Regions from separate parts of the Homo sapiens genome. Here region 1 is linked to region 2. Evidence: chromatin loops called from intact Hi-C (ENCODE). Cell type or tissue: PC-9. All regions are shown on one strand. Links, peaks and the distances in the headings refer to the core of each region. The heading gives the core; the rest is flanking DNA. Region 1 overlaps ALDH1L2 (aldehyde dehydrogenase 1 family member L2). Region 2 has its middle 7.1 kb from the start of HCFC2.

Region 1 (4,400 bases), core at 219-4,218, 1.0 Mb before region 2:
GGGAGGAGCTGGCTCTGAGTGCCCTGATGGAGATGAGGTGTCTCAAGATGGGCCCCACAGATCTGCATAGGCTGCCTTGTGTAAAGTGGAAAGAGGCTGGAATTCAGTGGGGAGATAAGGATGTGAATCCCTGCTTCCCACTCGCTGGTCTTGGGCAGGATGATTCTTCCCTTTGAGTCTGTTTTGCCATCTTTATAACAGAGAGGAGAATCTTGTCTGTCTGCCTTCCCAATGCCAGATTCTGGGAGGATCAAGTGAAATAGATGTGGCCCTCCTCAGATGCCCCTTGCCACTGATCCACCAGACAGGCACCACCTAAACTGCCTATGCTCAGGAGGGTTGGCCCTGGGCCTCAGTGTGCCCTTGCGAAGCTTCCCAATGAAGCGTGCAAAGGGAATTTGTAGCTTACAGATATTTTCCAGTTGCTGCAGGATAAATCGTTAAGACTGTAGGCCGCTAGTTCCAGGTTCTACTCCCAGCTCTTTTACTTACTGTCTGTGTGGCACTGAGCAAATTACTGAACCTCATTGAGCCTCCCTTTCTGCATCAGTAAAATGGGAATAATAATGGCATCCGCCTCCACTGGCTTTTATGAAATTAGGTAAGATCCTTCAGCACATGCATGCATTCTTTTTTTTAGTATATGTGCTGCTGAAGCAAGCACTTATGCATGCATTCTTGAGCATGGTACAGGGCAAGTGCTCAGAGGCAGCAGCTGCAGAGTTGCAGCAGCACTGGTGGTGTCTGTTATTTTCATAATAGATTCTAATTCAAATACCTACGTCCAAGTGTCAAATTTTCCAGGACTTATTTTCCATTTTGAGATGTACCTATCCCTGGACCTCACTTTTTCCTTTCTGCTGCCATTATTCAAGTGCCATTTCAGCCCTTTTACACATAATGGTGAATGCTTTTAATCTGTATTTTTCCAAATAAACTTGCCCTTATATGCATATAATCTATAGGACTCCTCCCACCAGCCTCACTTTTGTATTGTCTCAATCCTCAATTTTTATGCTTGTTTTGTTGCTATTTTGTAGCTGACGGTGAGAAATCTGCAGTTTGAAGATGGAAAAATGATCCCTGCCTCTCAGTACTTTTCAACGGGTGAGACGTCAGTGGTAGAACTGACAGCTGAAGAGGTGAAAGTGGCAGAGACCATCAAGGTGAACACATGATGACTTAAATCTTACTGTTACCTTGGAAAACTGAAGCATGTTCGTAACTGGTACCATCAGTCCTCAAAGTAGTGGGATCAGAACTTTATTTCCTCTTTTTTTGTATTAGCTGCAAGAGGAAATCAACCTCCAAATTCATATGCTTAAACACAGTATATACAAACTGATTTTTCACATAAGTCATCCAAGGCAGTTCCAGGTTGGCACGGGGGTTAGGGGTGAAGTCATTCAGGAACCCAGTTTCTGTTATTTTCAAGGTCTCCCTGGGGGGCGTCTCTATTCCAGACAGCCAGAAGGGCAAAGGAGCATGTAGAATGGCGTGGAGGAGGTTTACATGGGCTAGGACTGGGGTGGTGCAGGTCACTTCCACTCCTGTTCATTGGTTGCATCTAACTTGGAGAGGCGCTGAGAAATGTGATCCAGCTGTATGTACAGCTGAGTGTACAAGATGAAGAGGGAATTGGTTTGGTGAAGAGCTAGCCCAGTCTCTGCCACATTGTTCTACGTGGCACTTCCCTCATAAGAGTTTCCTTTTTGTGTAGGTCATCTGGGCTGGAATTTTAAGCAATGTCCCCATTATTGAAGACTCAACAGACTTCTTTAAATCTGGAGCAAGCTCAATGGATGTTGCCAGGTAAAACCACGCCCTTATTGACTCACTAGGGATTCCCTCACTAGAGATTTTGACTTTGGCTTTGACAGTGAAATCCACACACATCCTTTGTTCTGGATGTGATTACCTTATCATACCTATCTATGACTCATCTTTTTTTTTTTTTTTTTTTTTCCTGAGATGGAGTTTCACTCTTGTTGCCCAGGCTGGAGTGCAATGGTGCGATCTCGGCTCACCGCAACCTCCGCCTCCCAGGTTCAAGTGATTCTCCTGCCTCGGCCTCCCGAGTAGCTGGGATTACAGGCATGCGCCACCACGCCCAGCTAATTTTGTATTTTTAGTAGAGATGGGGTTTCTCCATGTTGGTTAGGCTGGTCTCGAACTCCTGGCCTCAGCTGATCCGCTTGCCTCGGCCTCCCAAAGTGCTGGGATTATAGGTGTGAGCCACCACGCTCGGCCAACACATCTTTATTCTTCATCTTTTTTTGCTATTGTTTCCATGGTCAAGCAGATATATCCGTTTAGTTCTCTTTGTTGCTAACCAGAAGTTGTTTTCATATCTTCCGTATACCTAAAAAAGCAACCCTTAGAATTGTTTGCATCTTTTAAAAATTTGTCCTTCCAGTTTCTTAGCTAATTTTCCTCCAATATGACATCAGAATTGAGAAGCTCTGGGTGAGAATGCTAACAGTGAATTTCCTACGCAGCCTGATCCAGAATATTATCTGAATAATATCTGACACCTGATATTAATAATATTACCAGAATAATATCTGATACCTGATATTAATTATGCTTTCCCCCAAATCTTTTTTCTCCTACCCTCGCCCCCCCCATAAATTACCTAGTAAGACAGATCTAGAATGAGGGTTATCAGGCTACTTGCAAGGACAAGTGTAATCACCCAATATCAGAATTTCTCCACAGAGGTTTAGAGCAAGTTGAAAGGGCTGGAGTCCCAGAAAGCCTCTATCGCAAGGAAACTGGACCAGGATCCTACTGGTGCAGCATCTTTCAGAGGTGTTTTTCTTCGAGTAACTGGGATAACAAGACAGCTGGAGCTCACCAGGGACTGTGCAGTCCCTTGATGGTGGGTACAGAGAATAGAAGCTAAGAGGATTTGATCCTAGGCCACATTGTGGCCATACACTAATTAAACAAGGCAAAAATGTTCCTCCTCTTGATAAAATCCTTCATATTGACAAAGCAACGTTCCTGATGAATATTCTATCTACTCACTCATTTACTTAACAACACTGACTGAACACTTACTACATGTCAGGAACAGTTTTAGCACTGGGGATACAGTGTAAACTAGACAACGTCCCCTTTATTCATGGAGGTTTTATTCCAGAAATCAAAAACAATCATTTCAAGAGCACATAGTGTTTTCAAAAGTCAAGAGTTTCGGCTCCTCAAATTATAGATTTCTCAGCTGTGATTCATGAGTTCCCAGAAACTTCTAATTGGCTTAACTAAATATTTCAATACTACATTATGATGATTATTATTACAGATAGGGCCTCACTCTGTCGCCTAGGCTGGAGTGCAGTGGTGTGATCACAGCTCACTTGCACTAGCAGCCTTGCACTCCTGGGATAGCCATCCTTTCATCTCATCCTCCCTACTAGTTGGGATTACAGGCATGAGTCATCACACCTGGTACATCACACACAGTACTGTATTATTATTATTATTATTATTATTATTATTATTATTATTATTATTATTATTTTGAGACAGAGTCTCGCTCTGTCGCCAGGCTGGAGTGCAGTGGCGCAATCTTGGCTCACTGCAACCTCCGTCTCCCAGGTTCAAGCGATTCTCCTGCCTCAGCTTCCCAAGTAGCTGGGATTATAAGCAAATGCCACCACGCCCAGCTAATTTTTGTATTTTTAGGAGAGACGGGGTTTCACCATGTTGGCCAGGGTGGTCTCGATCTCCTGACCTCGTGATCCACCCGCCTCGGCCTCCCAAAGTGTTGGGATTACAGGTGTGAGCCACCGCACCCGGCCAGTACTGTATTATTAATACTTTTTTTTTTGCTAGCAAGATACTCCTGCAGGAATTACTCATTTTCTGTTTGAGTGTCTGGCTTACCATAATCATCTGATATTATTATCTTGATTACAAAGGTATCATCTCTTTTAGAGAATAAATGATTGAACCACAACCATGGTGGACTTTCTACACTGTACCTCGTACACCACTGCTATTCAAGAAATGTCAGATAACAGCTGTAATTTGACAAACTAACAGTGGAAATCAAAGGATTGGAAAGGACTTCAAAAGTTATACTGACCTACTGCATATGGTTCTAGCTAGTACCTATGTTAACTACGTAATACAAACAAATGTCCATCTTATACTTGTAATTTAGAGAAAATAGTCTACAATATGACATTCATCTCTCATAATCTTTACAGTTAGGAAAGTGTCTTTGTTTCTTATTCCCTGAGTATATATGAAAGGAAAGGAGTTGACTTTATATGATCCTTGCTACCTTGCTTATAAGTAATTAAAATATTTTTGCCTTGATTGCTTTTATTTTTAGTCATGGATAAAGTTTTAAAAAACTGCCACTGTCCTTCAAGATATATTTTTAATTT
Region 2 (4,396 bases), core at 2-4,001:
GCTTCCCTCAACTTGTTGTGGCCTGTGGCTAAATATTGACCTATGGGTTGTAAGCAAAAGTAATATATATAATTCCAGAATGTGTTCTAGAGGAGGGAAGCTTCCTTTCTCTTACTCTTTCCTGCTGTCTGGAATGTAGATGTAATGGCTAGAACTGGAGCAGCCATCTTGGACCATGAGCTGGAAGAAGCCTAATTTCCTGAGTACTTAGTGAAGTAGAGCAGCTCCACTGGAAATTACATCCCATAGGGCAAGTAGATCTGTTCAGAAAGAGCTGGGATTTGGTGGATCAAAGTCCTGGAGGATCAAGAAAAGATGGATCCTGAAGTCCATGTATACCTACATGTATACCAGGGTTGAATAGATACATTAATTCTCTATTATAGATTATATAAATATTATGTATTCTATACATGTACAGGAATCCCTCTTTAGCCATGGTTTCACTTACCCACAGTCAATGCAGTCTGAGAATATTAAATGGAAAATTCCAGAAATAAGCAATTTGTAAGTTTTAAATTGTGTAACATCCTGAGTCACATGATGAAGTCTTGCGCTGTCCCGCTCTTACCTGCCTGGGATGTGAATCATCCTTTGTCCAGTGTTTCCACACTGTATGTGCCACCTGCCCATTCGTAATTGAGTAGCTGTCTTAGTTAGAGGTATATAGGATTTGGTGCTATCCGTGGTTTTAGGCATCTCTGGGGGTCTTTGAATGTATCCCCCTTGGGTAAGGGAGCATCTGTTGTGTTATAGAAAGCTCTATTGGACAGTGCTGCTCTAGACTTTTTAGGCATATGTTAGAGAAGGTACTTTCATCTCTCACTACTTCCTCTCCTCTCTGCCCACTCCTCCGTATCAAACACCCACCAGAGTCATTTACCTGGACTGTTTCATTTGGGGTTAAGATCAAGGGCTTTAAGACCCAATAGGTTGTAGCTACTTAACTAGTTGTATGGCCTTGGTCAAATTATTTATCCTCTTTGAACCTCAGATTCTTTGTCTATAAAATGGGAATAATAAGAGCATCTGCTTCTTAGGGTTAGTCAAAGGATTAAATGAGATAATATGGTTCCAAAGTGGCAGCAAGGAAGCAATCTGGCTTCACACCCCCCAATGGAAAACCCAAAACTAATATTCAACACTGAAATTATCACCAGCAATATCCGAGAACTCAAATATGAGGATGAGACATTTGCTGGGGCCACAGAGAAGTTTAAAAAACTCTGAGCAGATGGTAAGAGAATCAGACTTCCATATCTGTAATCCCCTCCCCACAATCTGCCAGGCACCAACTGCATGAAAATTTCCCCCAACTCACAGTCTGTACACTGTAAAAAGTGAGATCAAGGCATAGACAACCAGCTTCTCCACAATCTTGGGTTCCCTTGCAGGAGACTTGTCCCAGCCTCAACCACTAGAAGCATCAGCAGTCCCTAGAGGAGAAATATCCCTGAGAACAGCCAGAGACAAAGGGGAGAGGTGAGACTACCATCCCAGCTCTGGAAACTCTGCTGTGTAACTTGACAAAAAGAGATGGAGACACCAAATCATAGTGGCTGTTCAGCAGCACCACACTGTAGGAGGTTGGGTCCATAGGTCCCTTGGACACTGAACCCCTAGCTAGCCTTCCCAAACTACTGGGATATCCCCCATTAAGGATGAGGGGCACTGATTATTTATTAGAATGGAGGCAAACGTGGGTTTCAGCACCATCTAGTGCTGAAAATGGGGCAGTGACCTAGCAAGGGGGGAAAAAAAGAAAGAAAGAAATAGGTAAATGAAATAATACATGTAAAGTACAGGCAGTCTTCACTTTGCATGATAACACTGTTCTGTAAACATGATATGCAAGCCAACACCCTTCAAAGTGATCTCAATTATCAGTGGGAAAAATTACAATTGTTTTGTGATGTTTAAAAACTTTTGTCAAAATATTAAAAACTTTCTTACTGTTGGATATAAATATATAGAGAAATGAAAAAATTGTAAACCTAATATTTCTTTATTATGCCATAATTTAAAACAGAAATATTGAGAATTAATGTGTTTTGCTTTTTTTTTTTTGAGACAGGGTCTTTGTCACCTGAGCTGAAGTACAGTGGCATGATCACAGCTCACCACAACCTTGACCTCCCAGGCTAAAGCGATCCTCCCACCTCAGCCTTCTGAGTAGTTGGGACCATAGGTACATAACACCACACCTGGCTAACTTTTTTATTTTTTGTAGAGACGGGGTCTCCCTATGTTGCTCAGGCTGGTCTTGAACTCCTGAGCTCAAGCCTCAGCCTTCCAAAGTGCTGGGATTACAGGTGTGAGCCACCATGCCCAGCCTCCTTTCTAAGTTTTCCTTTGTGCTTTCAATGTTGTGAGATATCTTTCAGCATTCCTTTAATGTGAATTTTTTGCCCATGTCACTTTCTGGAACATCTTTATCCTTTTCCTTACAACTTCCTTCCTTATTTGTGTTCATAAGTTTACCTTTACTAAGTCTCTCTGGATGCCCATCTGGAGTTGAACAGTGGCAATGTCAACATTCCCATGGCCACCAATTTCTTCTGTAACTCCAGTGATCTTTGATTTGAACTTCACTGCCACAATAATCACTTTTTGTTTCTTTGCTTCACTTTTATCTTTATTGGCAAATTCTATCGTCCATTTTTTACAATGTTACTTGGAGATAAAGAGGCAACACAACTACATGCTTTGCTGTCTGTGCATAACTAAATAACAGATGTCCAGTGACCAGTCACCAGCAGACTAGAAATGAAGTGATGTGCTGTGGTCACTGACCATGGCGTGCATCTGTTATTTACATAGTAATTTTGTGGACTGAAAACCTGGCAGCAAAGCTTGTATTTATGCAATTACTTACAGTGAATATACTGTGGTAACTGAAATTTGAACTGTATTATTGGGGGACTTGTGTTATATAACTAAACGGTGCTAATTGAAATCTGTGCTGTTACCATGCCAAGCAAGGACTGTGCTATACTTACGCAATGTCTGACATGTAGTTAGCATTTAATAAGTAGTAGATTGTTTTATTTCTATCATTATCATGATTTTATTATATTTCTACACTTTCTATTCCTCCTCCTGAGCTGCAGGCCAAAAAGTCAACCCTAGAGTGAGAATCTGGTGCTGGAGGTGGCAGACAGTCCTGTGTTTTCAGCCAAGAGTGTAAATTGCAATGTCTTTAATCTCAATTGAGGACTCAGGCCAAGGGCCAAAGGCTTATTGCCAGAGGTCTGAGAAGAGGTTCTGGGGAGTGCTAGCAAGTGGGCAGAACTCGATAGCAGAGATCCTGGGCAGGGACTGTTGCCAAGGTGAGGGAAACAGATGGTGTCTGAGAGGTCTGTTTACAGATTGCAGGGCTCCAGCCATGGATCTTGGCTGAAGCTATGTCCAAAGCATAGAGAGGGCAGCTGGCAAGAGCAAGGCAGGGCTCCAGGCTAGATAGAACCTAACTTAATTGCCAGAACAGGGAACTGGGCCAAGGAAGAAAAACAGTTACCGCATGCGGGAGAGAGGGAACTCAAGTGTGAGACTCAGGTGCTGGAGCAATTGCTGCAGTTCAGGGAGTAGCAGGGGAAAGCAAGAGCACCGAAGCTCAGGGCAACAGGAAGATGACCTGCAACTGAACCACACCAGGCAAAAGAGAGGGAATTGAGGCTGCTATGGTAATTCCTGCCCCATATGTGTGATCTTGGAGCCCAGCCATGGGAGACAAACGTGGCAAAGAGGCTTGTCAGCCTGACCCAATGTGGTAATTCATGTACTACTACAGAAGACTTATTCCTTTCCTCCCAGGCAAACTTATCAGCTTTAATAGATTTTATCTAGGACCTTATCTAAAAGTTATATACTCAGTAAAGGCAGACCCAGTTAGCAAGAAGAAATGATGAACATCTGACCTTCAACTAGTAAGAAATAAACATGGAATAATAGAGACTAAGATACATGTTTTGTTGACAAGTGATACCACAAATATAAAATGCATGTGAAATGCATACATATTGCATGGGGTTGCACTCAGGCATGTAACTAAATCTAACCAAACTTAGTTGACCACTTAAGGGTTTATTTTCCTCACATAGCAAGATTTTCCATGAGTAGTTAGTTCAGGGCTGCTGTGGTGATTCTCTGCCATCTTTAGCATATGCCAGGCTGCAGAATGACAGAGTGCCAGGGACCCCATTCATATAATGCAAGGATATTTTCCATTTACTTCTACAGATCTACTCTCCACCCTTCAACCTGTTCAGTGTCCTGAGAGGCTGACCTGAATGGATTATAGCACTTGAGCTTCTTGCCCTCTGACTTCTAGTTGGATTTGGTCAATGGGAGACACTACCAACAGGAGACTGTGAGGCTGGGGTAATCAGCCCCTCGT

What was found. Hi-C counts contacts between places; a loop is a spot of excess contacts. Peaks named below come from ENCODE experiments on the same cell type or tissue, not always from the same donor. Only the 100,000 strongest peaks of a DNase experiment are listed, where the experiment ranks them.
Region 1: a loop joins it to region 2, with 6 times the contacts of the local background. A loop is called at or near these places in 1 of 110 quality-filtered maps.

The regions. Positions count from the first base shown.
Region 1 is chr12:105,058,393-105,062,792 of GRCh38, reverse strand. ALDH1L2 (aldehyde dehydrogenase 1 family member L2) reads left to right here. Exons shown (of 23, transcript NM_001034173.4): 8 at 1,041-1,166; 9 at 1,721-1,812. Among named protein-coding and RNA genes, the nearest start is that of ALDH1L2, 24 kb to the left of the region's middle. RefSeq lists an enhancer at 1,097-2,296. In PC-9, for the core only: no CTCF peak of the experiment used is centred there; a DNase peak (open chromatin) is centred at 1,852.
Region 2 is chr12:104,055,188-104,059,583 of GRCh38, reverse strand. It overlaps a transcript of GLT8D2 not described here. Among named protein-coding and RNA genes, the nearest start is that of HCFC2, 7.1 kb to the left of the region's middle. In PC-9, for the core only: CTCF peaks have their summits at 1,439 and 1,639; a DNase peak (open chromatin) is centred at 573.